Linked DNA regions of Homo sapiens: region 2 is linked to region 1. A link is a loop called in an ENCODE intact Hi-C map of the cell type or tissue named here. Cell type or tissue: sigmoid colon. All regions are shown on one strand. Links, peaks and the distances in the headings refer to the core of each region. The heading gives the core; the rest is flanking DNA. Region 1 holds the start of LINC01797 (long intergenic non-protein coding RNA 1797). Region 2 has its middle 87 kb from the start of LINC01797.

What was found. A loop is a pair of places that touch in the nucleus more often than their neighbours do. Peaks named below come from ENCODE experiments on the same cell type or tissue, not always from the same donor. Only the 100,000 strongest peaks of a DNase experiment are listed, where the experiment ranks them.
Region 2: it touches region 1 in a loop (3-fold over the local background); 2 of 110 quality-filtered maps call a loop at or near these places.

Annotation. Positions count from the first base shown.
Region 1 is chr2:66,695,110-66,711,915 of GRCh38, reverse strand. LINC01797 (long intergenic non-protein coding RNA 1797) reads left to right here and starts at 8,689. Exons shown (of 3, transcript NR_110265.1): 1 at 8,689-8,798; 2 at 11,808-12,005; 3 at 14,621-14,886. It overlaps LINC01798 (long intergenic non-protein coding RNA 1798), which reads right to left. Exons shown (of 6, transcript NR_110156.1): 6 at 16,328-16,713. In sigmoid colon, for the core only: no CTCF peak of the experiment used is centred there; no DNase peak of the experiment used is centred there; H3K4me3 peaks cover 461 bases.
Region 2 is chr2:66,781,713-66,798,518 of GRCh38, reverse strand. No RefSeq gene overlaps it. Among named protein-coding and RNA genes, the nearest start is that of LINC01797, 87 kb to the right of the region's middle. In sigmoid colon, for the core only: no CTCF peak of the experiment used is centred there; DNase peaks (open chromatin) are centred at 4,178, 7,438 and 8,568; H3K27ac peaks cover 172 bases.

The DNA.
Region 1 (16,806 bases), core at 5,689-13,688:
AGAGTTGGGTCCTGGACCACTTGGTCCACTGCCTCCTGGGCCAAGTTCTTGCTTTGATGTAGGCAGGGATGTACAGCTCACATAGGATAGCCAGGGTAACTGAGGCTTGGGAACTGAAATAACCATCCATGTAATAGAGCCTGCAATAATAGGTAGAGCATCAGGGTGCAGCTTCTGCTGTCCAGAGACCTCTGTCCACTGCACAGCTTCACCATGGAGGAGATGGCCAAGTGAAGAGCCAGTGAAATGGACAACTGGTTTCTCACTTCGGATCTCCCAGGAAAGAACCAGTATATACAGCTTTCTTATGCACAGTCATGTCAATAATGATACTCACATAAAAAAATTTCTCTCTTATTCTCCATTTTTAAATAGTAGCAAAATGAGGTATTCAATCACCTGCATTCCAGGACACAAATATATAAAGAAATGTATTTTAGGAGCAGAGAAAGGCTGGTCACAGTGGCTCAGGCCTGTAATCTTAGCACTTTGGAAGGCTGAGGTGGGAGGATTGCTTGAGCCTAGGAGTTTAGCCAGGGCAACATAAGGAGACACCCATCTCTAAGAAAAATTTAAAAAATTAGCCAGGCATGATGGGACCTGTGGTCTCAGCTACTTGGGAGGCTGACATGAGAGGATTGCTTGAGCCAGCGAGGTTGATAACTGCTACAGTGAGGTGTGATTTTGCCACTGCACTCCAACTTGAGTGACAGAGTGAGAACCTGTCTTAAAAAATAAAAATAAGAACACAAAAGGATTTTAAGAAATTGCTCTTATTTTCCTACAGATTTCTAATGTGGATCACATGCTGTGGCTGATTCTAGAATGTCAAAAAACACAAAGACACCTTTCTGGCCCCAGCATATTGTAGCATTCTACCTTATAAGAGGCTAGTTAAAAGAAATCAGACTTACCAACAGAAGAACAAGAGAAGCAGTCTTGTATAGAAGGATAAGAATGAGTATAAAATGAACTATAAAGCTATAAAGAGTAACAAATGCATTCTCTTGTAAAGAAAAAAAGATGAAATGATCTAGAACGATAGGCAAGTGTTTTGCTTCATTGTTTAATCGTAATTATAGCTATTTATATAGCACTTATTATTTGTCCATCATTATTCTCAGAACTTAACACATATTACCTTGTGGGATCCTCACAGCAATCCTATGAGATGGATACTGTTATTGTCCCTAGTTTATAGGAGAGGAAACCGAGGCACAAGGAGGTGAGTAATTCACCCATGATCAGAAATTAAAATTCAGAATCTAAACTAGGGGATTTGGCTTGTAACTGACACTAGGAAGAACTGCGTTTAGCTGTAATTTGTTCTGGTTGATTTTATTAACACCAGATTCAAAAAGGATTTTAAACTATTTGTTTTGAGTTGGAAACACATGCTTTGTCCTCAATTCACAACTTGGAGAATTTTATTTTTAATTTCTTGGTTCTGCTTCCTCATGGCTCCTATTATCTTCAAACCATGATTGGAAAAATAATACGAAAAAATAATTATGAACACTGGCTTATAGATAAAAAACTGCTTAACTTAAGCAAAATCAGATCAAATTAAGGCTGAAATCTCTTTCTTGTAAAAATTTTACTTTTTTATATATGCAAGAATTTGTGTCTGTTCTTGCTGAATTCCAGGCCTTAGAAATAGACATATTTATTTAGTTTGGCCTAGGTCTAGTGTGTGTTGCTTGATCTATTCTTCCTAGCTTATTGTATCTCTTAATCTTCTACACATGCAACCAGAGACCTCAGTGATGAGGGCATTGGAAAAATCTAAACAATAAATACTGGTAAGAGATTCTCTATAAATGCAATGATTAATCAAATAACGCTTGGAATAATGATGTTGGAATGATTAGATCTTTGCAGAGTCACCAAATTATAAATTCCAGTGCTTGCCATAACTGGTAATGTTTTCCTATTGCTTGAAATACCTGAGATCAGTATTTTGTACATGATAAAACAAAATAGCTCACTGCTTTGAGAAGCAAATATGATTCAGTGTTCGAGGTTTCAAATAAAGCCAAAAGCCATGATATTTTCCTGCTAAACCCAAAGCTCCTTCTTCTGCTTTGCCCTTTTGGAGTTCAGAAACCCAGGTGTGATCTCTTTCCTTGGCACTGACTGAGCACCCTCACAGAAACCTTCCCAGAACTTCCACTTGGCACTGGCCCTGGAGCACTCAGGTGGCACCTGGTACCTGGCCTTGGTTCCACCTACCTTTGATGGCACCTGGGACCAAGAACAGAAGGACACTGACACTTCAAATTGCCAATAGTCTCAACTGGCATAGAGCTTTACTTTCACTTATTTTTCTACTCATGGATTTCCTCTTTTCCGTGTAATTGTCCAACCAAGTTACTCATTCAACATGTTTTTATTAAGCACCTACTAAACTCTAAGGTGAGGAAAAGATGATAAGCCAGAAAGGCATAGCCTCTGTCCTCAGGGAACTGACAGTCTAGAAGGAAATATTCAGTAATAACAAAGCATGCAAGCTAAAAGTACAGGGTGTAATGGAAATGCAGAAAGGAAATATAAATATCAGAAGAAATACACCAACATGTTGAAGCAGTTCCTGCGTGATGGAACTTTGCTTAATTCTTCCAAATTAAATACTCTATTTTAAGGTCTTTTCCAAGCTTAATTTAATGGGCAAAAATATGGTTATAAAGAGCATTTTTAAAACAAAAAAAGAACACTTTCAGTCTATTCAAACACTAAGTTTTGAGAATTTTTCTTTTTAAACTAATATCAAAAATTTCTATACTTATTATGCCATGAAGTGTCACTGTGCAGGCAATGACTCCAGCTCCTATTCAACTTAAATTCCTTCTTCAATTATGCCAGCATTGGCTGCCTTAGATAAAAATCCTTTCTGATATAAAAAGGTATTAGGCAACCCTTGCCTCCACAATGCCTCCGTGAAATCGCATTTATCTTATTCTTCTCAACTTCATGAGCAGAAACTGAAGAATATAAACTTTAGTCACATTTAAATTTAGAGTATTCTGTGAATTTACCCTCTGATTCTCCAATAGCTCTGAAGTCCACAAAACGATGAATAAAAAAGTCATGCCTTCCAATGACATTTCCACCAACAGTGGATTACGTATATGATGGTGGTCCCATAAGAGTATAATAGAGCTGAAAAATTCCTCTCTATGGCCTAGTGACATTGAAGCCATAATAAGATATTATCATAAAATATTTCCTTTTGCATGTTTGGATGTACCAATTCTTATACATTTATGTTTAAATATACAAATTCTTACCATTGTGTTCCAATTGCCTACAGTATTCAGAATAGTAACATACTGTATGGGTTTGTAGCCTAGAAGCAAAAGGCTAGACCACCACAGCCTAGGTGTGTAGTAGGCTATACTATAATATTTAGGTTGGTGTAAATACATGCTATAATGTTTACACAACCACGAAATCATCTAAGGATACACTTCTTAGAATATATCTTCACTTCTGTAAGAGAAATCAAAAGGACCAGCAATTATAACAAGATAGAGGACTATGATTAGATCCAAAGATCAAGATAATTTGAAAGGAAGCCAACTCGAAATAGCAACCGGAACCTTTCCAGATGCTCATTGTTGATATATATTTGATAGGGATTTTCTGCCCAATCTGAAGGCAAAGTTTGCTGTCCGCATTTCTTTGTATTACTAAAAATGAATTAAAAGTAATTTCTTCAATGCTAAATACACTTTTTTCTAACAATAGTAGTCTTAACGTATGTTTATTAGACTTTGAAAGTCCAGAAGTTTAATGAAGAAAACAAATTCCCACATAATCTCACAACTAAGAGATGCCATTTTCACCCTTAAGTCACTGAATAGTTGGTTTTATACTGTTTGTATAGCATATCCCGCTGTTGTCACTTAACATTATGCTTGGAATATGTCACTTAAAAAATATGTATATATTTGTCATGACTTTATAATATTCTCTTTAGTAGATATATGACATATTTAACTTTTCTCTTATTTCTGTATAACTAAATGGCTTCTTTTTTGCTATTATGTTATAATGAATGTTTTTGCATCAAGAATAACTTATAAAGACATCTAAAGGACTCTAATAATGATAAATCAAGATCAACTAAAAAAACGTGAACACGCTTGACATGCGTTGTTACAGGTTATGAATCACAAATTATCCTTGGTCTCCCATCTCTATGGGTTTTTTTTTACATGGCTAACTAACTTAATAGCACCTAGAATTACAGGTGCATCAACTTTTAATGTTATCCATTTTCAAATCTATTTGTTTTAATATCCTGCTTTATTTCACATATTCCTTAAGGGAACTTGGAATTTTTCACCTTTTTAATAGAATATGTATTAGTTATCTTTGCTGCATAAAAAATTACCTCAAAGCTTAGCTCAAGACAACAAATACTTATAATCTCACATTTGTGTGTGGGGGGGGGGGGCGGGGGGGACTCATGACCAGGTGCAGCTTAGCAGGGCAATTCTGGTTCAGGATCTTTCATGAGATTATAGTCAAGCTCTCAAATTGCAGTCATCTCAAGATCCAAGGAGCTAGAAATTGGCTCCTATGCTCAGTCACATGGCTGGTGGCATGCCACAGCTCCTCACTGGCTGTTTGCTGGAGGCCTCTGCTCCTCACCTCATGGGCCTCTCCATAGAATTGCTTCCAACAGGGAAGCTGTGTCCCCCAGAGTGAGAGATGCAAAAGAGACAAGAAGAAAGATGTCCAAAACAGAAGCAACAATACCATCACTCTTCCTGAATTATACTGGTCACACAGACCAGCCTTGGCATAATGTGGGAGGGGACCACACAAGGGTATGAACACCAAGAGAAGTGGATGATTTGGATTTTATGTTGAAACTGTGGAATCTTGGAGACTAACTACCACATATATAATTTTTATGAGGATCTGAAATATGTACCTAATAATCTTCTGCTGAAAACTCCTTCATGTGCTGCCACTTAGAAAAGAGTTTACCATTACCAAGTAAATTTGAATATTCCCACATCTTACAAGTGAGTAACTCCACTCCTAGGTCTAACTTCCTAAAGAAAGTCTTTATATAGACACCGGGGTGTATATATAGAAAGTCTCCTATAGGGGCACATGTACAAGAATGTTCTATATAGCAGGCTTTGTGATAGCAATAAATAAATAACAGTCCAGATGTCCATCAATAGAAAAAATAATAGCAAAGTAAATTGTAGGATGTTGATATCATAAAATACTATTCAGCATGACACTGAATGAACTACAGTGCATGCATCAATCCAGCTGCATCTGCTGAGTGCAAAACACAGAATATAAAATATATATCAATTACATTACTATAATATTCATAAAAGACAAAACCAAATAACATACTGTTTAGTGGTACATTTATAAGAACTAAAATTATAAAGTAAAGCAAGTATACGATGATTCAAAGGCCAGGAGAACAGTAACGCGCTGGAGAGAGAGATGGGAATGTGCCCAGAAAGGCCTGCAGAGACTTCTAAGAAAGTGGCAACCTTTCATTTTATAACCTGGGATGGTGAGTATAGAGGTGCTCACCTTACATTTTTAAGTCTACATAAATAAATGTTTTTACTCTCTTCAATAACTACTTGAAAAAACCACACCATGTGGTAAAAATATTCAATAATATTTGCAACATGAAAATAGTAGTCAACACATTAAGCACTTACTATACGACAGGCACTGTGATAAGCATGTTGAGTGATGGTTTTTCATTTAATTCTCACCACAGGTAAAAGGCAAAAATTACTCTTTTTTTCCTCATTTGCCAGATGAAAAAATTTAATCTTTAATAAATGAAAACACTTGCCCAGGGTGAGACAGCCAGCATGTCATGGAGCTGGGATTCAAACTCAGGCAAGATAGTTCTGGAGCTAACTTTCCTGATGGCTAAGTTTACACTTGGGTTCGTTCCTACACGTAATTCCATGTGTAAAATGATGAAATGAAGCACTGAATCATGGAAGTGTTGGAATTATATCTGAAATAGATAAACTGGTCCTTGCACAGGTGAATGGACATTCTCACAAGCTCTCAAGACTTCTCCATCTCTTTCCACTGTTCCCTGATGATGAAATCCTCCTCACCTTTCTATCAGGATTTCAGGTGCCTCTCTTATAAACACCAACCAAATAAGAAGACACATTTTTAGAGCACCTAGTATAAGCCAGGCTCTCATCTAAGTGCAAGATACATGAACTCTCATCTAAGTGCTAGATGCATTAACTCATTTGATCCTCATAACCACTCACTACACTGAATGTTACTATGGTACCCATTTTACAGATGAGATAGCAGGTCCCAAGAAAACTGTTTCCAGCCATTACACATCTTATAAATGGCAGCACCAGCATTTAAACCCAGACATTCCAGATCCAGAGCTTATGATCTTAACCGCTAATATACTGTCTCCCATAAGATATTACGTTTAGAGTAAGGACAGATAAGAGAAAAGCAGGCTCCTTTCCTAATGGAATGCTGTATGGAATATAGATGTTCTCTATCAAACGAAATGCTTGAAAGGATTTCTGTTCTCAGATTTTCTTATGATGTCAGAAAAAATGTAACGTGTGCTAGGAAAAAAATGTATCATGGTTTTATCTTGGAGACAGTAAGAACACTATAATTGCACTTCAGTTTTTAATTTAATTTTGTTACAAGTTCACTGCCTTTATTATCTTAAGCTAACAGGAGTTAATTCAACTAGTTAACAACATTACAGTCATTTGATTCACATTTGCTCTAAGTCATTTTTAGGAGTGAGGAAAGATATTTTATATATTAATCTAAATTTGGGAGGCTCCCACTACATGTGAGGCCCTAGAACAAAAGATATTAAGTTTAAAAAAACATAGTCCCTCCCCACAGCAGTCCACAGCCTAGTGGTAGACAAATAATTACCATGCATATGATTGTTATCAACATACTAGGTTCTAAAACAGAGGAATGCATTCTAGAAGTGACTGTCTCAATTTATGCTGCCTTTAAAAAAAAAGTGTCTTTTGAACTGAGCCATGCAAGATAAATGTACTTTTGCTACATGGAAATTGAAAGGAAGGGCATTCCTGATAGAGAGAGCACAGCACAGTCAAAAGTCTGGAGAAATAAAAGAACATCATATGTATAATTTTTTGCTGCTAGAGTGGAAATTGCTTAGAGGGTCATGGTGGAAAATGACTCTGGAAAGGGCAGTTGGAGGAAAATAATGAAAGCCTTTTCCTGATTCAATAGTTCGACCTGAGGGCAATAGGGAGTCTTAAAGATTTTTAAGCAGGAAATTATCATGTTTATTATTTATTTTATTCTGTAATCCAGAGGGGCTGGATTATGGAAGGAGGAGCCTCACTGCAGAAACAGCAGCCTGAAGGCTATTTTAATAGTTCTGTCAAACATTACCAACAATCTGAACTAGACAACCTTATAAAATAAATAATATTTTAGACTCCATTTTACAGATGAAAAAAAATCAAGGCGCAGAGGAGTAAAGTAACTTGTCCAGCACTGCACAGCTGGTAAACAGGGAAGTCAGGGTTCAAACCCAGGTGGTCAGACTGTAATGCCTCCTGCACAGGTCACTTCTCTGCCAGGTTGGATAATAATCATGACAGGTGAAAAAAGGTAGGTAGTTAGAGAGCCTTAAGTTCGGACTACAGAATCGAGGGTACTCCCTCCCATTAAACATCACATGGATCACAGAGTAGAGACATGGCAGCTAGAGAATCAGTGAGTTCCGTTTCAGACATGTGGTCCAGAAGGTCTTTGAGAGACAGGCCCAGATGCCAGAGAGCTATTGAAAATGCCAAGGCTAGGCTCAGGAGAGTAGGGGCGGGAGAAAATCAACTGGCCATGGAAGATCACCACTACATAGACACCCTCCCACCCAAGACACTCATCCTGAAGATGCAGAACCTGAGGCTATGGAGAGGCAGCTCAGAAGACAGCCCTCTGCAGCCAAAACCACTTTCAAATTCTGGGCTTCCATGTGTGTTCTGGATTAAGTTTCTTTACTTTTCAAATCGGAGGGTTTTTTTCATTTATAAGATTGAGACTATAGAGTAGTACATCACTTACCACTTGTAAAGACAAAAATTAATATATATCTTAAGTTCCTAGTACATTGCTTACCAAAAGTAAGTGCTTGATAAACGATACATAATGATTATTATCATTATTGTTATCATTTCAGAGATTTGTCAAAAATGAGGCTCTAGTGTAGGTGTAACACACTGGGCTCCCAGCCCAATTACTTTCTTGGCAATTTTTTTCCATAAAATGTTCTTAATTACCTGGAATTATCACTAACTTTTCAACCGAGGAAAAGAAAAAAAGAAGCCCCTTTTGAGGAACATGAATTAGCATTTTTTAAAAATCTATTCTCTATTAGCCAAAAAGAATAACCTAGAGAAATCAGATTACAATTAGATATACATGTATACAATAAAATACAAAACATTGCTCGGAAACAAATCGAGTGACACATTTTCCTGGAGTCTGAAATGACCCAGACGAATCTGTGGTGTGACTCATTGCATCTAAAGAAGAATCAGGCAGTGATTCTGTCAAGTGTGATAGAAAGGACCTTCTCAGCCATGGTCATCTTGCCCAGGATTTTCCATGGTGACATTATCTGTGGTCACAATGGGTACATCCCCCAAGAAGGGTGGTCTTCCAGGAGTCACTGAAAATTTCAAGAAGTGAAAATCCAACAGAAAATATTTGAACCCAGGAATAAAATAGAAGCCTGGAAGACTGAAGGATATGTAAGCATTTATTTGTCACTTTGTCATTCCTCCTTTAGAGGTATTTTTCTTGGGGATTCAATGTGGTCAGTAAGAATACAGTTATACAGTCAAAAACTTTGGGACTGAAAAATTACAGTAGAGAAGACTTTCTAGTAAAATGACTTCAGTTCATATCACTGATATACACACACACACACAGGTCAAAACACAAACACACTTAAGAAAAAAAGACATTGGAAATAAATTAAATTTATTGTTTAACTTGATTGCCTTTAAGATAATACATTTGGTAAGGATGTGAATATAAGCAACGTGGAAAAAATAAAATAAACGAAGAGGAAGCAGTGCCAATCTCATCCATTAGAAATAAGGGGAGATGTTTCAAGGCAAAATTCCTCCTTCTGCACTAAGGATTCTTGGTCTTTTGAGTTCAGTTCTCTGAACAGGGCTGCAGAGCCTCAGACTCCGCTAGTTCTCCCTCCTTTCAAGCCCCTATCTCTGCCCCTGCTTATCTGAATATATAGGCCTGCCCTTTGCTCAGATTTATGGGTCCAGCAAGGGCTGTGTGTATTTACTGTGTTCTGACCTGAAGACCCCAGGCTGAAGGAGAAGAGGAGGAAACTGGGACCCATTCCATAAACAGAGACAGATCTGAGGGGGAGGTAAAAGGCTTTGCTAGCACTTAACATTTTTAACTATTTGGCCAAAGCTTACGAATTACCGATTAGATTAGAGTACAAGAAAAACGAAAGACGTCGGTGGAGATATGGAGAGAGTAAATTGTATATTTTTGCTCTAGGCTAGTTGCTTGGAGGCTCTGGGTTTGGGGGTGGGGGTGTGGTTAAATTTAATATGAAAGGTCAGAAAGAAAATTGATAAGTCAGTTACAGAGGGAGTTATAAAATGCTTTGGGAAGACAAAAATGAGGATATAAACAACATTTAATAAGTTGGAAAATTTCTCCAACCACAAGTTAAGCTCCTTGTGTGAAGCAAGATTCGTTGCATTTTTTAAACTGTAATTGGTTATAGAAGAAAAATCCCCTGCTCTATGTTTAAATGAGAACACATTGCCATAGACGACCAAAAGCCAATAATTAAGGGTTTAAATATTTTTCTTAGAGCCTGGTGACCCACTTGAAAGCATCTGTTTTCAAACAGGGCTGCTTTGTAAATGGGCCACCAGTATGTAAAGCAACTGGTCCATCTGTAAGGTGCATGCACCAGTTCAAATGGGAAATAAAAAGCACTTACATCTTGAGCAGTGCTTAGCACCCCAAAATGAATCCGTCTTCCTCAGGGCCATATGTTTGTGTACCAGCAAAATGTGAAAGCACCACTTTTATTTGGAGCCATTCTCAAATGATCTACTTACTGGAAAAACTTGAGTTCATGTGGGAAAACCCTTACCTACCAACTGACTACATCAGAAATAATCTAGCATCATATGTAAAGTCTACAATATTCAATAGAGAACTCAAAAACAAAGCAACTAGGATAAGACAGTAAGTGAATCCTCCACAAATCAATTTACATTACAATGGAGCAAAAACGTGTAATATACATGGCTGAGGCTGTGATTAGAAAATTTGTGAAATATCATCAAATTGCTTCTTTTTACTCATTTCAATATAAAGCAACTGTGTTCCCATGATGTCATCTGTTAAAGCTATAATGATCTACTACGGTGATGATATTGTGTGACTGGAACATTTTGTTTCAACTAAAATATGTTGTGGATAATAAAGAGTGTTATTACAGTCCATTCTAAGTGGACCTGTGTGACTTAGATTGAATTAATAATTGCATGAGAAAATACATGTGCTTCACATTGTGTGTGGCACTTTAGAAATGTTAACCTGTTTATTTATATTATTATTAAAGTCATTTGTCAGAAAATCAAAAGTAAAATTAATTCTATAACTGAACTTTTAAAAAATGTATAATACAAAAAGCATATAAATGCATTTTCTTTTCCATTTATGTGTGCTATTTTATGCAGAAAATTAAACATAAAATTCTGAGCAGTCAAGTTAAAGAAGGCATTTGATTATTACATCAGTATAAGCTGACTACGGAACAGTGGAAACTTGGGCAAAAAATGATGAATGGGAAAGAGCTATCCTAACAAGGTTGCATTTCTAAAGTAAAATGAAATATGTGACATAGTATTCTAGAAAACTAATATCTTTACTGCTATCTCTTTTGAACTTTTCCTCTAAAATAGTAAAACTTCTGCTTTGTAAATAATGCATGCTCAAAACAGATGCAACTGCATGCAGACTGTTTAGAAGAATTTTTGGAGCTATTACATCGTAGCTAAAATGCTTCCCTGTGTCATTTCTGTTGAGATCCATTTGCCAGTGAAATAATTTTTTTTTTTTTAAATGGTGTGGATCATAGCAGCAATGGGTTCAGATGTAACCGTTTCAGAGCAGAGGTCTAGCTCAGTATGCCAGAAAAAAAAAAAAGAAAAAAGAAAAGAAAAGAAAAGAAAAGAAAACCCACCACAAAGAACATTGAGATGAATGGCTCTATTTTATGAGCCATAAAAGTTTTATCCATCTTGACACTGAAACAGGTTTAGGCAGTGAGTTGACACGCCTTAAATAAATAAGTGGAATTAATTCCCCAGCCCTTGAAACAATAGCAGCATGCATGTAGCACGGAGAAATGCCCCATTGTTTCCCTGTGGCTGCCTGATATTGATATTATTTGTGTTTTTCTGTGCTGCTTCCTCAGGGGCCTGGTTGATCCACTTCAGATTCATCCCCTGTTTTATTAGAGGTTGAAAAAGGTTCAAGACCTGGTTGTACCACAGCTCCCACCGACAGCTAAGGAACCAGTTTGGCGTCTGGTTTGTCTGTTGTTTTACTGCTGACCTTCAAATCAACTTTAACCCCTGACCTCTGGAGGCATCTATCATGACAAGAGGCTGTTTAACACAAATGGTGCCCATTTATAGGGGAAGAGACTCTGAAGATTTCCTTTTTATGAAGAATTTAGTTTTTCACCCCTCTTTTCTCAGTCACCACAGGTGAAATCCCTCTCAGCAGCTGGCTTATGAAATAATGTGAAGGGAGGCCTTAATGAGCAGAACGCACCCTCAGCTGGAGATAAATATATGCAAATGAGATGCACAAACAAAGAAGCCTGGACAGAGAAATATCTGCAATTCCAGCAAAATGCTGCCTGCAGCTCGAAGATGAACAGCTTTGATAAAATGGTAACAAAAAGCACCTTTTTATCCTCCAGCGTGTTTTACATTGCAATAGACCATTGTCATTGCAACCCAGTGGAGCATGCAGAGGTTTTCTGCACTGTTTCAGAAAACTGTTTAAACATTTGTTTTAAGGCATTCATGAAATATAATCAATGAACTGCTTCTTTGTTGTTGTTGTGATTTTTTTTTTTCCCTGAGTGTGTTTTAGATGTTACTGTAGTTATTTTACCTGTTGGTCTTTTCGTGGTTTAATGTTGCTGGCTTGCTGTGCTAGTTCATGTTTTGGTGACTGTTTCTTCCACTAGTGAGAATGATTTTTTTTTTTTTTTTTACATTTCAATGGAAAGAGATTTCAAGTTAATAACTAGTAAGAATCGGCTTTGAGCAGCACCCGAACAACTCGTTTTAATGATGGCAATCAAGTGTGAGAGCTAATTCAGAGACAGGCATGTTAACATGCTGATTTTAATAAGCTTTAAAAAGGCAATCTCTAACTTTTAAAAGTCTCTTTTTAATTTAATTGTTCTTGGTTCATATGATGCCAAAACAAACAAAACCATTAAAATATGTTTTCAATATGTATCCACGGTGTTATCTGATGATGTTCTAAATTAGCATCATGTTGGTAAAATAATGATTTGATAAGCTTTAAAAATGGAAAAGCTGGAATTATTGACCTAGTTAGAGGAAAAAGCAACATTTTTTCCTAAAAATGAACAAAGCCCCAGCCCCAAGATCTCAAACCAGAGAAAGGCTGGGCTCACGACATGTAAATTGCTGCTTTTGAGCATGTGTATTATGTTTAAGTAAATTGTCAAAGCAGCTAAGGTGAGAGAAGAAACACTATGTGCTTCACATGTGTCAAAATACTATCACTCTAAAAGCTCAGCAATATTTGGTTCTTTCATTTATAACGCAACCCTAGCATTCTGCAGCAAGAGATGTACAAGGACCTTTACATTTCCTTTACCTAAATTATTTCATCTTGGTAGCTAGGATTGGAGTGGAGACATTCTTCTGAGTACTGTGTAGCTTTCACATTTTATGTGCATTTCATCAGGCAAATGTCAAATTTGCTAATAACAAGAAAATCTCATCATTTTTAATCATGCCACTCCTGTTGCATGGGGTGGGGTGTGGGGTGGGGGATGGACGCAAGCAGGGGGCGGAGGAGGAAGCGTAAAAGCATTGAGCAGTCTGACCAAAGAGAAGAAGGAGAAAAATGCTGTTTGGATTTTTAAATGACACATGCTTGGTTATCTCAATGCCTGTATCAGTGCATCATTAAATTCAGAATTTCAGGAGTTAATAGAAAGTTGGTTATATTAGGGATGCTTTTTCAAACCCAGCTTCGAAGCAGCATAATTATGTTCAACTGCTGTTGTTTGGAAAGGGCAAACAGCATCTTAGGCACAGAACAATGAAATTACAGCTGAGATTTAGGTTAGCAAAAGCCGTCTTCTCTAGGCTTTTATGATTCATTATTTCCCATTAAATACAGTATTGGAAGTGTACACTAGATAGCTCATGGTTGCTGCTCTCGGAGCACATTATCTATATTACACAGGTCTGGGGAGCAGAATTAGAAAACTTTGGGGGAATGAGCAATATGTGTTTGCTGATAGAAGTACCATATGGCTCATCTTCTTCAATTGCTTTCATTGCGACTCTGATGCTGGAGAAATTAAAGTTTTATTTGATGTGGCACAGCTTAATGAACTGTCTTCTGTTAGGAAAATTGAATATGTTTCCTGTTATTTGAGCACAGAGCCTCCATGGTTTGGCTGATGAGGGATGCATTATGTATTGTTTATTTAGCATTTTGAAAACAAAAGCAAGATATTGAAGGTAAAATTGATTACTGCTGGATTGCATTATATGATCAAGTTTTCTCCCTTTAAATTTCCCTTTACAATCCTTTTGTAATGTTTTAATGTGAGATTGTTCCAGCTTTTTGTTTTTCAAAGGTACACAGAACTTGGTTTTATTAAAATACCTTTATTTGTAAACGAGCCACATGAAACTGTGAAGCCAGTATTGCTATATTTATAAAGTTCTAAGAACGATGTTTGGAAAAAAAGAAAATAATTCAATTTGTATGAATCTAATTGCAAAACTTCTAGTGAACCCCCAATCAGTTCTGAGAGAATCTAATGTTTGGCTAGTTGAAAGGGGGATGTCATTTTCTTTTGTTTGAAATAGACCACTTAAGAACATGCTGGGGTGGGGCCATAAGATAAGGAAGACACTTTTAATATTCGGAAATACAAACCTAAAAATATCGTTTTAAAATTTTGAGTTAGTCATCAGTGAATAAGAAGCTGTATTCGGCCTGCAGATTAAAGAAAATAAAGTGTAGATCTCATGAATTTAAATTTTTAGTGAATAAATAGGATTACAATATGCTTACATGCTGAGAAAACTGGGATGTCAACCCGTGTGAATGTTCTCTACTCCCTGAAGAATCTATGAGAGAATATATTTAAAATTTTGTTTAATTTCCTTGTTTTTGTTCTGGTTCTGATTGTTTTTGAAAAATAAGAAATCTAAATAATCTCTAAAAAGACTAAATGTAAAATCATCTTCTAATCACTACATTTCTTTCTTTCATTTTTCAGTGAGAAATATTACCACGCGTGCTGATGCCTCAGACACACCAATCTGCAACAAGCAACTAGGATAAAAAATAGTTAAAAGTGAATCAACATTTATCTGGAATATACAGTCCTGACCCCCTTACGCACTCCCCCCCACCCCCCTCCCCGCAACACACAAAGTCATTTGTCTTCTATGTCCTGTGATGTTTTGAGGATTCTGGCAAATATGGCAGTTAAACAAACTTCTAGCACAATCTAAATACAGTCTGTTCAAGAGAGGCTTCCAATGTTTATAGACCATAAGTAAAGAAAAAAAAAATCTGGTATTTAACCAAGAATAGTGCTCTTGAAAATGTCTCAGAACAAAGTGTTTAAGCAAAACTTTGGCCATAGATATTCTCCATTCCTCATTCTTTGCTGATTTTTTTTTCAATGAGGACTTTTTATATGCCATCAGTTTGCTTCTTCTTCTTCTTCTTCTTTTTTTTTTTTTTTTTGAAATTAACAAACTAATTTTAAAAATCAACACCTGACTGGGGACCTGGTCATACAAACTTCCTTTAGATACAGTTGAGAAGAAAACATCACATTTTTATGAAGCCCCTCTCCTGACAGGGGACTGGAGGAGGAACACCATTATGCATTGTTATCAGCGTGGTGTAATTTGACTGTTGACAAAGTATCCGTGGCAGTGCGAATGAGCGCAGTTAGAAGTGTGGCGGATTGTAATCAAGAAGATGCTTAGCTGTGCAACACTGCATCTCGAGCAGATTTGAATCAACATTGCCTTAAGGGGACACACACACATACCAAAAGAAAAAAAATCCATTAATTTTTAGAGGGAAAATTAGAGTGGCACTTGATGAAGTGAAATTTGACATGCGTTAATTGGTGTGCAGCTCTCCTAATTAGAGATTTTCAAATTCTTTTACTGCTGTCACCATGATGGCACATTGTCTTGCTGGACAAATACTAAAATTGCAAATTGGCTTGATCAGGAAGTTTTACGTATGAAGATAACACTGTATCCTCTAGTCCACTTCCAAAAGGTGGACAGCTGGAGAGCAAAGATGACTTTCAGCTTTACCTTCACCCCAGATTAAAAAAAAAAGGATTATTAAAATAGTTTCATTATGAGACTTAATGTAAAGGAAGCAGGTGCTGATACAATTTTCTTAAACAGATGGAAACGTTTCTTTGATACTCATGCTTCTGCTTCATATGAAATATTTCAGGTAGAAAAAGAAAGCCAGTGAAATGCTACATTATATATATACACTCTCATATTTCTCCTTATATTCTTCAGAAATTGGAGTTAGGTGGATTTTTTGAAAGCTCATGTCACATTTTTCCCTGCTCTGAGATCTAAGGCACTCCAGTTCCCCTTCTTGTCTTAAAGTAATTATACTGATGTTTGGCCTCCAGGATGGCACCAAATATGATACCACAATAATTTTTGTTTCCTTTTTCCAACTCGTCTTGTCTAGCCCTTGAACCTCTCTTAATTCATTAACATATTGAATTTTTTCAATTTTCCATTTTCTTGCAATAACAATATTAATGCCGGGGTGAAAGCTTGATTGGAGCTAAATTACTTGTTACCTGCTGGCATTTATTTATATGGCATTGAATTATAAAGCTTTGCTATTGTCATGCCTTGGGCGAATTGTTTATGACACCAGTAATAGGAGTAATTGTTATTGTTGAAATTACCTGTCAGCTACCCATAGCAGTGGCCCTTGTCCCACTGACAAATAGTGACAAGGGAGAGGTATCCTCCATGCGTCCCCCTGATGGCTTCTCCTCTGATAATAAGAAGTGCAGGGCCTCTGATAATTTGCCTGTCACTGTTGAGTGCAGCTCAGAGAGAGTTGGCCAAATTGTTGTCATTCACTTTGACAAAGACAGCAAAATGCTCCCGTGCAAGAGGAGGATTATCAAAATAAATGAAATAGCTTACACCCCCTTTGTTTGGCTCAAGAATTGCCTGGCTTTGTATGAGGTTGTGAAATCAAGGTCCAGTTCTTATCGATGTGCCTCTGCTCATTCTAAGATGAGGATCCCAGGGAAGGAAAGGCACCTTAGAAGACTCGCCATTTTGCAGCTTGCATCGGCTAGTAAAAAATTACATTCAAATGTAAAGGGAAAGTCAATAAAATTGTAATGAGTCTAATATGTCATTAAATACATTAATTTAAAACACATCT
Region 2 (16,806 bases), core at 3,900-11,899, 88 kb before region 1:
GTCTCAAAACTGGTTAGGGATGTGAATAGAGCAACATGGATTTTGGGGGTTCAGTAATGGGTACATAAGATTTGGTAGACTTTTATCTTCTTCTATGTCTAAATTCTCCACAATAAAAAAGGTTTAAAAAGAGGGAGAAAGTGTCATAACAATGGGAAAGGAAGAGAAAAAGTGGGTTTCAGAGGTGGAAATCAGAGGAGCTGGCAGCCATTTGGAAGAAGAGATGGAGAGACAGGATTTAAATTTAATCCCAGATTTCTGGCTCCCATGACTAGACAGACAATAATGATCACAAACAGGATATCACTTGTGAAAGTTTTTTTACAGTTTACAAAATGCTCTTGGGTTTGCTTTTATTTAATCTTCAGAATAGCCTTATGACATAACACTCTTATTTGGCAGATTAAGAAATTGAACCTTAATATTAGCCCTTTGTCAGATAAGTAGATTGTGAAAATTTTCTCCCATTTTGTAGGTTGCCTGTTCACTCTGATGGTAGTTTCTTTTGCTGTGCAGAAGCTCTTTAGTTTAATTAGATCCCATTTGTCAATTTTGGCTTTTGTTGCCATTGCTTTTGGTGTTTTAGACATGAAGTCCTTGCCCATGCCTATGTCCTGAATGGTAATGCCTAGGTTTTCTTCTAGGGTTTTTATGGTTTTAGGTCTAACATGTAAGTCTTTAATCCATCTTGAATTAATTTTTGTATAAGGTGTAAGGAAGGGATCCAGTTTCAGCTTTCTACATATGGCTAGCCAGTTTCCCCAGCACCATTTATTAAATAGGGAATCCTTTCCCCATTGTTTGTTTTTCTCAGGTTTGTCAAAGATCAGATAGTTGTAGATATGTGGCATTATTTCTGAGGGCTCTGTTGTGTTCCATTGATCTATATCTCTGTTTTGGTACCAGTACCATGCTGTTTTGGTTACTGTAGCCTTTTAGTATAGTTTGAAGTCAGGCAGCGTGATGCCTCCAGCTTCGTTCTTTTGGCTTAGGATTGACTTGGCGATGCGGGCTCTTTTTTGGTTCCATATGAACTTTGAAGTAGTTTTTTCCAATTCTGTGAAGAAAGTCATTGGTAGCTTGATGGGGATGGCATTGAATCTATAAATGACCTTGGGCAGTATGGCCATTTTCACGATATTGATTCTTCCTACCCATGAGCATGGAATGTTCTTCCATTTCTTTGTATCCTCTTTTATTTCATTGAGCAGTAGTTTGTAGTTCTCCTTGAAGAGGTCCTTCACATCCCTTGTAAGTTGGATTCCTAAGTATTTTATTCTCTTTGAAGCAATTGTGAATGGGAGTTCACTCATGATTTGGCTCTCTGCTTGTCTGTTATTGGTGTATAGGAATGCTTGTGATTTTTGTACATTGATTTTTTATCCTGAGACTTTGCTGAAGTTGCTTATCAGCTTAAGGAGATTTTGGGCTGAGACAATGGGGTTTTCTAGATATACAATCATGTCGTCTGCAAACAGAGACAATTTGACTTCCTCTTTTCCTAATTGAATACCCTTTATTTCCTTCTCCTGCCTAATTGCAACCTACTCATCTGACAAAGGGCTAATATCCAGAATCTACAATGAACTCAAACAAATTTACTAGAAAAAAACAAACAACCCCATCAAAAAGTGGGCAAAGAATATGAACAGACACTTCTCAAAAGAAGACATTTATGCAGCCAAAAGATACATGAAAAAATGCTCATCATCACTGGCCATCAGAGAAATGCAAATCAAACCACAGTGAGATACCATCTCACACCAGTTAGAATGGCAATCATTAAAAAGTCAGGAAACAACAGGTGCTGGAGAGGATGTGGAGAAATAGGAACACTTTTACACTGTTGGTGGGACTGTAAACTAGTTCAACCATGGTGGAAGTCAGTGTGGTGATTCCTCAGGGATCTAGAACTAGAAACACCATTTGACCCAGCCATCCCATTACTGGGTATATACCCAAAGGACTATAAATCATGCCGCTATAAAGACACATGCACACGTATGTTTATTGCGGCACTATTCACAATAGCAAAGACTTGGAACCAAGCCAAATGTCCAACAATGATAGACTGGATTAAGAAAATGTGGCACATATACACCATGGAATACTATGCAGCCATAAAAAATGATGAGTTCATGTCCTTTGTAGGGACATGGATGAAATTGGAAATCACCATTCTCAGTAAACTATCGCAAGGACAAATAAACCAAACACCACATGTTCTCACTCATAGATGGGAATTGAACAATGAGAACACATGGACACAGGAAGGGGAACATCACACTCTGGGGACTGTTGTGGGGTGGGGGGAGTGGGGAGGGATAGCATTAGGAGATATACCTAATGCTAAATGACGAGTTAATGGGTGCGGCACACCAGCATGGCACATGTATACATATGTAACTAACCTGCACATTGTGCACATGTAACCTAAAACTTAAAGTATAATAATAATAATAATAATAATAATAATAATAAAAAGAAATTGAGCCTTATGAATTTTAAAAGTGCAAACAGGGAAGCAGGTCTTAGAGAGCAAGAAAGTGAATGGAGACAGGGTCATACCGTGACTTCCACAAGCCCTAGAGGCACTTTCACCTTTATGGGCCCTTTTTCCCTGAAGAAATGTTAAATTGTATTCTATGACAGTGTTGAATATACTACTACATGCAAAAACATTTTCTTTGACACAAAAATTCACTTTTGTTCTGATTTTATGAGCCCCTAACAGTATTGCAGGCTCTTGACACTACATCTAATACATAAATTGACCCTCAATGGAGGGTGAAAGACCTTGGAAAGCTTCATGGGAAACTTAACACTTCTTAGATTCATCTCCATAAATAGTGTATAATCTGACAATAAAAAATTAGGCAAACTTGAGGGTCTCTCTTTTTAAAGATATAATTCTTTTTTTGCTATATTGCCCAGGCTGGTCTTGAACTCAAGACCTGGGCTCAAGCAATCCTCCACCTCAGTCTCCTGAGTCACTGGGATTACAGACATGAGCCTACAGACACCTGGCTTAAAGATATTCTTGACTGCTTTAAAGAGATATATGCCTTTATGATATCAAAAATCACCTAAGAATGTGTCTAAGTGCAATTGTATTAACTACAGAGTAATTGTTCTTATTTAACAGCTTACAAGTTTAATTTTTAGATGTCAAGGTGACTTTTTTTTGCATTTGAATGACAACTTCTTCAGGAATCTCTTTGTATCAGTTCCTGTCCAACCACCCAGAAACACACTGGACATCATATAAGGGAAGCTGAAAAAAACAAAAGGGAGGACGTCAAATTCAAGCTTGTTATTTCTTCTCTGGCAAGCTAAGGTTGGAGTATTGACATTCCATCCAGAGTCTAATTGGTCCTCCTAAAAATTGCATTCAGAAAATTCTTAAAAACCATTCATAGCTAACGCTCTCTGAAGATTTTTCCCTTACTACCACTACTGCAGAAGGAAACAAAGAAGGTATAAAAGGGGGGAAATCATATTATATTTCAGTAATGTTTGACTTCTGTATCAGTTGTTTTCTTCAAAATAATCTCGTTTGTGAAATTAAATCATTGTATCATTAAATCAGTTACTCATCAAGGTAGCCTACAGATTTTATCTTATTTAGATGTTCAAAATATCATATTGCTGGAACTCGATGAGTGCAAAGCTTCTTATTGCTGAAAAACTTTATATTCCCTTATCCTGAAAGGAACTATTTATTCCTTTTCCTTGTGATATTTCTCATGACTCTAAGCCACTCCCTGAGGCTTCACCAACCCTCAAGCACATACACACACACACACACACACACACACTTAAACTTTCTCTCACAAACTTCTTTCTTACTTATATTCAAAAATAAATAGCTTCAAATATCAGATAATTCTTGCATATTTAGCCAGGATGAGGGGATTCCATGAACTGCTTCTGGCTTGACAGTTTAAAATCTTATGTTCTATTCCCTTATGTAAGGTAAGGTTTGCTGTGTTGCTTTTATTTCTTTATCTTTTATTGATCAAAAGGTTTCTCCAGTTATTATTTAGTGTGTACGGGGCGAGAGCCACCCACCCCTTACTTTTACATGAGCTGCATACCATATTGTGCAGCATGATGCCCCCAGTGCATCGGCCATGACCCCCGAGACAACCGAAGTCAAGCCACAAATCTTCCTGCCTACAGTGGCAAGAATCCAGACCTTGTTATCCAGGAGCCACTGCTCGGGGAGTGAAAGAATGAGGGCAACCAGAACAGGCCTGGCTCACTCACACTAACCGTGGCTTTCCAAGAATATGCTGACATTTCCATTAGGTCAGGATGGGCAAGATCCAAGTTGGAAAAACCATCAACGTATTTAGTTCATAATTTGCAGGTTTTCAAATCTTTGCTTTACAACATAAGAAATGAGAAATGAGGGACTAGCAAGACTAACAAACAGAATATATTAATGTACATGTGTGCACGCACACACACACACACAGATACACACACACGCACACACAGACACACACACATACACACAAATTCCCAAAACTATTGCCTGTGTTGGGAAGTGAAAATTTATAAAAGAGAGACAGACATAAAAGAAGAAATTGTTTATTTGTTTGTTTGCCTTTATAAAACTCATTTGGGAGAAACATCTGAATAGATACATCAGTTATCTGGCTTGTCCCAGTTATACTGATGCTAGAGATGTCCTTTGTTAGAAATTAATGTGTGTAATAAAGTTTTACATTTTTCATATGTTTTGAAGTATATGAGCTATATTTCTTTTGACTGCATAATTACTTTTTGTATACAAGAAAAATGAGGTGCTTAGCCCTAAGTAAATAACCTAAAAACAAACCAAGAATAATAGTTACATTCTTTTCATCTTCTAGGCTACATACAATAAATATTACTAGAAACTTTTTAAGTTACATTATTGTGACTTAAGAAAAAAAACTATATTGAATCAGAACTAAGTTCAGACAAAAATGTGTTCCACCCTCATATGGATATTTTGTTGTATGTTTGTTGATAGTATAGACTAATTACAGCTACTAGATTTTTTCCTAGGTTGTATTAATTTCCAAAGTGTTTTCTTTTTTGACTCTGAAGGTATCTTCTACTCATAATAAACCTTTGGGGAAAATAACACAATGGATTAAAGGCATTTTAAGTCATTTCTCTTTCTGGAGAGGTGCTTTAATAACTCCTAAGTTCTTGCTGAGGAGAATGTATTCAACAAGATTGTATGTTGCATTGATTACAATCCCTTTTCTTTGGATAAACTGTATCTTTAAGGCTAAAGCATTTGACTGCTTCTAAACAATGGGACTACCTTTTTTAAGCAAAGGGAACAAGTTCTGTCATTCACATCTCAAAGAACCAATTTGGATCTTTAAAAATATTTATGTGGAGGCTGTAAAATCTCAAATTGGTGTGCGAGGAGACAGTGGTGCAAATGCTAACAGACTTATTAAAAGATCCCTAACCCTTTTTAGTAGCTGGCTCCACAATAATTATCAGCTGGTCTGTTTTCTTTTCCTTCTCCAGTAATACTTATTATGACCTTGATTTTTTTTAAAAAAGTATTAAATTTGGTGAAGAAGCTCTAAGTGTTGCCAAGCTTGAATAAACCAGGAAAATACTGATATTTTAAGTTGCTCATAAAGGACTCTATATAAATAACACAGCAATGTCATATATTTTCCTACATCTTGAGTAATAGTGACTGCAAATCAAATTTTGTCTAAAAATGCTTAGGAAAATAAAACAATTTTTATATCTCTTTGATTCCTAGATCAAAATCTGAGTATAGGAATGTTTGTGTGTGTGTGTGTGTGTGTGTGTGTGTGCATAGAACAAAATAGTAGATGCCATACATCCACATATTACCGATCATTACCTCTGTAAATTCGAATTCTCTTTGATTTTATTCTCCTCTATTGAGGAGAATAAAAATCAAAACCTGTGATTTGATTTTTTCTGCAACAAATGATTATGATTGCATAATATGGAAAGTTATTAACTTTTCGAAGATTTTTATAACTAGTAAAATTTGAGAAATGAGCTAAAGGGGGTTTTTACACCTCTGTGAAATAAAAAATACTATCTTTCACTGAGAAACTGTATCTGCTTGGAGGACAGTGGAAACAGATGGGTTGATCTCCTAAGATCAATAAAGTAAACATAAAAACTCAGTAGTGGCCCTTGCCAGACAGCAATCTGCCTGAGAATAGTTGGAAAAGAGAGAACCAATATAAGTAATCAGAAAGGATTGATCTGAATAAATGAAAACCATATTGACAGAAAAGAGGCTGTTGTGAGGAATGATGGAGGGGATATTTTATTAGCTCACGAGACTTGTTTATTTGTTCATTTATTTGTTTGTTTAAAGAATTTGCCTGTAAAGATTTATAGTACAATACCAGCAGCAAACATTGGGAGGAGTGGAGAAACTAAAAAGAGATGGTTTCAAGTTTTCAAGCACTGTGAGTTTCCAGAAGGATCATTCTCTGCACTCACTGACAAAAAGCCTTAAAATTAACCATCACTCCTAGAGCGTGTAATCCTATGACTGTCCCTTGAATATAATAACCTCAGAGAGAGAGAGAGATGGAGAATTATAGAGATTGACTCAGTTTCTTGCATTTGTTAGTCAGTATCTACCATTGACACAGAAATTCTTCATCATTCTGGTGGGTTATAGATGGTCAATAGGCCACGCTTTGTTCCATGTACCTTTGCTAAGATACATTACTGGGAATAGGGAGCTTGGATCTTGGACTTTCAATCTTGCTAGAAGGTGTCACATAACTCTCCTGTCCACATCTCACGTGCTCATTTTTAGATATTGGTATAAAAGTCCTCAGTGGATTCCCATTACCACTAGAATAAATCCCAAGCTCCCCACCTAGCCTCTGTCTTCAAAGCCCTCACCACTCCCCAACACAAACCTCTCTGCCTGCAGACCAACTTCCCTCTGCATTCAGTGTCACCTTCTCAAGAACCATAAGTACCTGACATGCATTTCTAGCTTTTCGATTTTGCTCATCTTGCTGGAGGTACTTTTTCTAGATTCATCTGCTCCCTACCTTTAAAGATTCCATGGAAGTCCTACAAAATCCCATAGCACACTGAACATTTTCTTCCCAAAACCTTCATAGCCTAGTGCCTAAACTCCATCTATGAACTTTACTATGTCCAGGCTTTTAGTGCAGACTTCTTACCTCTCTTCCTAGATCTGGATCTGGTCTCTTGGGAGATGAGCATTGCCAGGACAGAGAGAGGGCAGAGAGTGTGGATGGTCTACAAGGACACATAATGTGAATTACTTGGGGGTTTTCCTGCTTCCCTCTCATCCTCATATCCTGCAACCATGTAAGGGAATCAGAACATTGTTCCAGAACTGTGACCTAAGTGTTGACATCTGGCTGACCTGTCTTTCCAGCCTGCAGCTCTGCAAGCCTGGAGCATTTCAAGAAAATTAAGCTCAAGCTCTCTGCAAATGTGCTCTCTGTTTCCTCTTTCCTTTTCTCACCTCCTGTTCCCACCCGCATGTCCCTTTACCCTATTCCAATTGAGATTGGAACCAGTTTACACAGAGGATTTTTCTTATGTCTTAAAGCAATTCAAAAGCAAATAAAATAAACACTGTCATTCTCCCTCATAATAAATACATTCTTCTTATTTCTTTTAGTAAGAAAAAACAAGTTTCACACTTTAGATTTGTTTAGCTGGATAGAATCCAAAGACAGAGCTCTAAGTCAGAGGACAGAGTTTAAATGATGACTTGTCTGTTTATAGATGAGTAATTGGACTTGCTGCACTGGAGCTGTGGGATGGTGACTTGCAGGTCTGATATTTATTTACATAATTCACTGAATGTAACAGATTTTGAAATATAGCTTATAAATATTTAGAAAATATTGTTTCTAAGTACCTGCAGCATCTTTACAGTGTATCAGGCTATTTATTTTGAAACGCTATCTCTTTTTATTGAGAGGTAAGGTAGATAGCTGAGCAGAGATGCATGCAGAGTAGAATATAATTAATATTGTGGGGGAGAAGGAAAACGAAATGGCTATTAGATGGCGAACAATCAGTCCTCCCTCACAGAAAAGGCCTTTTTATGCAGATGAGGATGTTGCTCCTAGATATGCATTTGAGCTTTCTACATTTAGTTGCCTTGATTTTATCATGTTTTAGTAGAAAAGGAATCTGTACAGGATCAGGAGGTCCTTCAGGGCAAAACAATAAAGGCTTGGTGATAGATTTCAAAAGTGGCCACAAACTCTCCCATTGCCCAGATTCATTTTCTTAAAATCAGACTTTGCTGCTCCATCCTTTTAAAGGTGAAATCTATTTCTCTATCACTTGAATCTAGGCTGCCATTATGGCATGCTCCAGCCAATAGATTGCATCAGAAGTTCATTGTACCTGTTTCGAACATATGCCTCAAAAAGCTTTCCACTTTCTGCTCTAACTCTGAAATACTGAGCATGTGCAATGTGGAGCTTGGTCTGGCTTGCTACATGATGAGAGACACATGGCTTAGTCAGCCCCATCACCACAGGTGACAGTCAGCCAACTCTGGAAGCAGAGCCACCTAGCTGACTCAAACCTGACGACAGACGCATGAGTGAGCCTAGCCAAGGTGAAAAGAACCACCCAGCTTAAATCCCAGCCAAAACTGCAGACCTACAGAGTCATAAGCTGAGTAAATATTGTTGCTTTGAGCCACTAAGTTTCGGGCAGTCATTTCAGCGGCAAAAGCTTAACTGGCACAGGTTTACAATGGCTCTGGGCATGCAACCACCCAGAATAGCACTTATGGGTCATAACCAATGTCCATTGCCTCCATTGTGGCCATTAAGTAATCTTGCATCTATGTGAAACAAGCAAGTCATTTATTTAACCAAAGTCTATTGGGCATCTAGTCTAATTCAGGTACTGTTTGTTCAAGGTTGCTGGGGACACAGATCAAGTTTCTGCCCTCCTTGAGCTTATATTCTAGTGATGAATAAAGACAATAACAAACGAGCAAGTGAATATATAATATAATGCAAGCTAGCAAAAGTGCTATAAAAATAAAAATAAAGCTAGTAAGGTGAGTAGAGAGTAATGGGGGAGGCTATATTTGATAGGGTAGTTGTAGAAGCCTTGCCAAAAAAAAAGATATGAGCAGAAAATAAAGTGCAGAAATGAGCCATATAGAAATCTAGACAAAGAATACTTACTGTTTCCTGGGGCATTTTAAATTAAAATTATACTCAAATGACTCCCTCAGTCCAGGATTCCCTTTGTACCTCTTTAAAAAGGTATCATAATCTGGTCTAGTACTCATACCTATGTCATGATCAAATTTCATATTTTAAATTTAGTGATGAGGTCGCATGCTGGGGGGTTAAAACATTTTCTAATGTTGATTTGTTAATGGTAGGCAAAATCATATTTCCATAATTATATAAATGTATTCCTCTCATGAAACATAAGTTATTTCTCCAGTAATCTTTCATTCAGTTTTTAAAAATATATGTAATTAACTCTCTTATCCTTAGCAAACTAACACAGGAACAGAAAATCAAATACCGCATACTGTCACTTAGAAATGGGAGCTAAGTGATGAGAACACATGGACACATAGAAGGGAACAACACACACTGGGACCTTTTGGAGGGTGGAGTTTGCGGGGAGGGAGAGGATCAGGAAAAATAACTCATGGGTCCTAGGCTTAATGCCTGAGTGATGAAATAATCTGTACAACAAATCCCCATTACATAAGCTTACCTATGTAACAAACCCGCACTTGTATCCCTGAACTTAAAAGTTTAAAAATATATAAAATAAATTTTTAAAAAACTGTCTTCCTTTAACTCCTCAGAACTACCTCTAAGGTAAGGCAGGGGTTTTTGTGGTGGCTGTTGATGTTTTTGTTTTTTTGCTTATTTTAATAAAAGTATTATGTAAGTGAGATGTTGTATAATGATGTATGTTTGCACCCATATGTTTATTGCAACACTATTTACAATAGCAAAGACTTGGAACCAATCCAAATGCCCATCAATGATAGACTGGATAAAAAAAACTGTGGCACATATACACCAAGCAATACTATGCAACCATAAAAAAGAATGAGTTCATGTCCTTTGCAGGGACATAGATGAAGCTAGAAGCCACCGCATGTTCTCATTCATGAGTGGGAGTTGAAAAATGAGAACACATGGAAACAGGGAGGGGAACATCACACACTGCGGCCTGTCGGGGGTGGTAGGGTAAGGGGAGGGAGAGCATTAGGACAAATACGTAACGCATGCAGGGCTTAAAACCTAGATGATGGGTTGATAGGTGCAGCAAACCACCATGGCACCTGTATACCTATGTAACAAACCTGCACATTCTCCACATGTATCCCAGAACTCAAACTAAAATAAATTTTTAAAAAGATGTATGTTGTCCATGGTGAGGAATAAATCAAGCAAGACATAGAGATAAAACTTTACAGCTCTTGTTCTGTGTTCGATTATTAAACAGCAATATTGAACCATTTATTTGCAGAATTCTAAAGACATCTAGCAAAAAAAAAAGCAAGTATGTTAACTTTCAATAGGGATGAATACACCCATTTAAAAATTGATACAAATCACCCTCCACAAGGGAACTAAATCTGAACAGGAATTCACAGAATGGTTTAATAGAAGGTGAGGTTTAGGCATACAGCAATGTGGCAAAGACTGCTGACAGTTCACTAAAACCAATTTTTTTTTTTAATTTTCTGGGCATTGAGCTAGACTCTATTTTCCAGCCTACCTTTCATTTATGTGTGGTCATGTGACTAGGTTCTAGCTAATAGAATGTGAGCAAAAGTGTTCCGTGCCATAGCAAGCTGTGGTCCATAAAATGACGACAAGAAATCATCTGTTCTCCTTCCTTTCATTTGGCCAAATATTGGTACTACAAGTAACCCTGTAAGTCTGTATTAAAAATAGCACAACCTCCATCAGTCTGGGTCCTTGAAAAGCTGCAGGGAGCAAAGCTTCTGTTTGCCCATAAAATTAGAAAATAATACACTTGTTTTGTAAGCTGTTCTATTTGGCAGGGGGTAGAGGATGGAGGGCTATTGTTTCTGCAGCCTAGCATGTCTTAATCCATGCAGTATCTACCATTCTGCCATGCCATCCACACCAGAAAAACAAACGTACAAAATTCTTCAGTGGTAATATTAAGGCAGGCAGCTGATGAATGAAAACAACTGCAAAAGAAATAACAACAATGAGTTTTATCAACACATACATCTTAAAAGATCTTGTTTGTAAATAGGGATTATGTCTTCTTTATTTTTGAATCCTGACAGGTGTAAAAGGTGTTGACTGCATAGTAGACTCTCAGAAAGTATTGAACAAATAAGTGAGTGAATGAATGAGGTAGAGTGTCAGAAGACTTGGCAATGTCAGGAGACAGAGAGTTTAGCAAATGTTTCACTCTGACATGGCTATGTGAATTTAGATACGTTTCTCTCTCTGAGCATTAGCTTCTTTCTTGTGAAATTATGTGGTTGGTCTAAATCTCTCCAAGCTGGGACATTCTGAGCCCTGTTTCTGAAGGTAACTGGTCTTTCCAATAAATACATGAGCAGGACACAGAAGGTCTGAGACTTCCACACTATGAGAATAGAGTCGTACAGGCCTACAAGCAATGTCTCTTAGGATTCAAGCCACAGTGTAAGCTGCCTCTTCTGCTTCTGGGGTGTTCAAGCTTAAGTACCTTCAAAAAATCATGAAAAGGACTATTAAATCTAGAAGAGGCCCTAAAGAGTATGTGGTCTGAATTCCTTCCCATCACAGATGAAGAAAATTGAGCCTCGAAGGTTAAGCCACACAGCCACTCCTCTTAGCCAAGGTTAGAACTTAGATTTTCTAACTTGCAATCCAGGTTCTCAGTTAGTCATACCACACATTTGCCTATGCTTAGCCTGATCCAGGCTTAAAATTATGTATATCCAGCCCTTGTAATGAGAATCTGCTGTATTTTGTTGGTTCATTTTGTTGGTTTAAAAGATTATTTTGTGTTATCAAGATCTTATGTATTTTTTTCTTTATCAACTCCACTGTAGTCCTCTAAATCAACTCCACTTGTTTTCTCCTGTAATATGCATATTAAGTATGTGTTCCATAATACACTAATCTGGAAGCTTTTCTCTACCACACTTCATCAGGTTGGTACTAGCCACCCAGCTTCCAAATCCCAGGACACAAATTTGCTACAAATTCTGGTATAGTGTGACTTTAGACAGAAAAGCAAAAATATCTGAAAGAAAAACCAATGTGAGAGATAATAGTTATTGAGAATGTCATGTCTAAGAGGAATGATATCACGAAGACAGAGTGAAGGATGCTGAACAAACAGAAAACACACTGATGGAATCAGAAACCCTAATAGAGGAAGCTGATATGGAAGAAACATAGAAGAAAAGTACCTAAGCCTTTAGCCCATTCATTCACTCCATGAATGGAGTGGAGACATTCTATGCCAGGAAAAGCAAGGCGGGTACCCTTGAGGAGCCCACTGCTTACGGTAAAGTAATTAAGGTCACTATCAAACTGGATTTAATCCACTATCCACATCCACAGGCACACACACCCCAACTCAGCTCCCCTTGGAAATCTTGAAGCCATAAGTAAAGTGACCATTCTCTCTGTTTTGCCCTGGACAACTCAAGGTATCCCTGTTTTCCTGGAGTAATTATTACTAGTACCCTCATCTATTTAGGTTCATAGTAAAATTTAGCAGTAAGTACAGCGAGTTCCCACGTACCCCCTCCCCCAACATATGCACAGCCTCACCCACCATCAACAGCCACCACCAGAGTGGTACATTTGCTACAATTGAGGACCCTACACTGACACATCATAATCATCCGAAGACTACAGTTCACACTAGGGTTCACTCTTGGTGTACTTTATGTGGGTTTGGACAAATGTATAATGACATTACTGTATAGTACTATACAGAGTATTTTTACTGCCCCAAAAGTCCTCTGTCTCTGCCTATTCGTCCATGTGGAAGGCTGGAATGGGCTGAAGCTATTTCCCTTTCCCCAGATCGGTTAGGCTCTGATAACACCTGCATAGATGAGGCTCTGGTGAAATAGCTTCTGCTGAGGGCAGGCCTCGTTAAGAACAGAATGCTCTGGTATATTTCAAGAGGGTCACTTTTTCCCTCTCTGTACAGGAAGCCCAAGGGGATTATTTTTCTCTGATCCTCACTGTGAGAACCTGCCTGATAGAGCTTTTAGAGATAGAACTCACAAAATTGTGAGGGCTCCCCCAGTAACTGGATCCACCTGAAATGTTTACCTCTTAAACTTGTCCACACTGAGCCTCCAGCAATTTGTCAATTATAGTTCAGGTTTTCCCACCCCAGCACTTGTTTCTATCTGGGTTTCTCCTCCTGTAAGGTGTATTTGCCTGTCTCTCCAATTATGGGGGCAAGGATCTGAGAAGAGTTGTTGATTTTTTGTTTGTACAGCTTTTTACTTGTTATTAGGATGGAGTGAAAACTTCTAAGCTCCTTACGTTCTGGACCAGGGAAATTTCTTTTTACCAGAATAGCCATTATGATCAAGAGAGAGAAAGTATAGATGAGTAGCCAGAGCTTGGTACCTGGGTTCAAAACCCACTGTCCTCTCTTGCTTGTTACTGACGAGGGGTCAGTTTGCTCCCCCTGTTCGAGTCCAATTTCATCTCCTGTTAAAAAAAGGGACTCGATTGTAGTTTTGAGGCCTTACACATATATGCATATTCTAGTCCAAGATCTGGTGAGTCATAAATCTTCAATAATTGTTCATTCCTTTCTGCTCCTTCCCCTTATCAGTTGCCACAATAAATCACTTAAGCTACCTGAGGCTATTCCTTCATCTTTCAGATAGTGATAATGATGGCTAACCTTATATAACCTCACAGGATGTTTTTGATAATCAAAGAGTCGATGCATGTATGGCACTTTAAAAACCAGGATAAGCTATTAAACAAAGGCAAGGCCTGAATATTAACACCTCATAATTATTATTGTTATTATTACAAATATTCAAGGCTGCACCTGGCTCACCTGTCTTTATGAAGTTTAACATTAAGTCATAAAAGTCTTACAGGACAATCCAGCCTGAGCTATTTTTCAAACCAAACTGGTCATTTAACTTGCTTAAACGTTTTTTTCTTCAATAATCAAAGCTTTTGTCTCCAAGAATCTATAAGACATGTCAAAAGAGTTTTCGATTGCGATTCCTCAATTTCATGAGCCTGCGCTATAGAGGATTACAAACAAAAAAGTTATGGTTTTCCTCACCCTCCCACCCCAAAAGTAGAATCTTTTAGTCTTATGTTCAAAAATACCAATACTTTGCCCACTCTCTACCGCCTACCAATTCAGATGATGTTACATCATTAAGCATATAAGTCATCAACTCTTCAAGACTATGGACATGACAGTGAATATTCTATGCCTTGTAAAGCTAGAAGGCGGGAAAGGACCTCAGAAGTTACCCAATGTTTTTCTTTATCACTTTCATTGCATGGGTATTTCCTGCAAAGCTTCCCATTTTCCACAATATCTCACTCAATATTTTGACCCAGCCAGGCTTAAGTGACCAACCAGCTATTTCCAATATTGCAAGACTTTTTAAAAGTCATCCTTGTCTTGGCTGGGCACGGTGGCTCACGCCTGTAATCCCAGCACTTAGGGAGGCCGAGGCGGGTGGATCACGAGGTCAGGAGATCGGGACCATCTTGGCTGACACGGTGAAACCCCGTCTCTACTAAGAAATACAAAAAATTAGCCTGGCGTGGTGGCGAGCGCCTGTAGTACCAGCTACTAGGAAGGCTGAGGCAGGAGAATGGCGTGAACCCGGGAGGCGGAGCTTGCAGTCAGCCGAGATTGCGCCACTACACTACAGCCTGGGCGACAGAGCCAGACTTCCTCTCAAAAAAAAAAAAAATTCATCCTTGTCTCACCACTCAGTAACTTCATACTCTATTCTCCTGGAGCTCATTCCCTCAGGCCCCACCCAACTATGTCTTTGCCCGGAAGGTGAAGCCCAAAGAAGCCACAACACAACCAGCTAATGTGTTCTCTTTCCCTGCATCCTTTTCTGCTACTTCAAATAAAAGGGCCCTGCACCGTCAATTGATACTAAGCATCTTGCATAATTACTTGTCACTACATTATAGCCATTAGTCTGTCTTTCTTAACAAAAAAAATCTCCTATTGCTTGAACTTATAGAGTCAGCAGTTTTCTTTATGGCGTTGTTCATTACTGTCCTCGAACTAATCCTATGCACTGTAATCCCTCCCCAGTCTGAGGTTTCCCCTCCTCTTCATATAGTTTGCTTTTCACTGTAGCTGCTGAGCAGCATAAATCAATACAATGCGCACCATAAACACCACAAGTGCTAACCCTGCCAATTGGCTCTCTTTAATTGGTTTCAGCTAAAAACCTGTAAACCTATTTGAAGTGAAAAGGCAGACAAATCAAAGGCAAGATGAATGACCTGGAAGGCCTTGCTGAGCCAGGGGTTGCAAGCTCCAACATAGCATTTTTCATCTCTGTCGTGGGTTTTTTTTTTTCCATTTCACTCTAGATCCTTTTTACTTCCCAGGTATTATGCTTCAGCAGCCTCCACAGTCATAATTAGGGAAAGGAAAGTATAAATACTCCAGAGGCCAAACGGTGCATTTTAGCGATTGTGCTAATGGAGAAAGCAACTTGAACAGGATTAATATCCCCCACAATTAGTGTTACATTGACAATTTTTCATGATTATCTTCTTTTCAAGTAAACTCAAGTCCTGATGAATTGCCCCTCAGATGTCACACACAAATGACAGATTTGCTGCACATTTTTATTTATCACCATGCTGAGCTTTAAAAATCTACGGCTTTGTCTTGTTTCAAAATATGCGTATACTTTTTGATTTGCATTGCTGCAGGGAGAGCCTGTGGTTCAGATATTGCAGTTTGTTTCTCCACAGTGACAACAGTGCCTCAGGACTGCTGGGTTCCCCAAAGCCTATCATTCAGGGGAGGCTAATCAAGGTGATTGGAGGAGGCCATTTCACCTGAGGGGTCCCGGTCAAAGGTCTGTGCGAACGGCCTCTCCACTAGACTGGTCCTGAGTTGGCCACACTCCACTTTCTTCCCTTTGCCTCAGGTGGATGCTCTAGTCAGGCAAATTAGTCGCTAGTTCATGATCAGAGCCACTGAGCCTGGAACCCCTTTTCTAGAAGGTTCCAAATCTTGTCAAGCATGCAATGGTATTTGAAAAGGAGAGGTTGTGTTCAACCAACAATAATAAAAAATGTATGCTAAAGTAGTGACAGAAAAATCCCCTGGGTGGAAACATACCAAGATTGACACTCGTTAAAGGGCTTGTCAAAGAGTAAGACATCTGTGTATGCACGCACACACATGCAAACACACAACACTGGAGGAAAGGCATTTTCATTGGATGTGGGCTCAGATGTGCAGGCTGTCTCACAGGCAGAGTCATCTCTTAGGCAATTGCCACATCTAAATTAGCATTTCAATAACACAATCATTTCATCACACTCTTGAAACCACTTTTATCTTCCATTCTATTTCAACAGGTGCTACAGCCAAATTTTAGGAGAGGCTGCGTGCTTAGGCAGCCCCAAACACGATTCATCTTACAGCCAATTCAGTGAATATAAATGCAGTCATCTGGCATGTTCATTCAGATCTTTCTTTAGTGTTATTATATGATTCTCATTAGCAGCCCCCTAAAAGCTACCAGCTCAGATTTCAAAG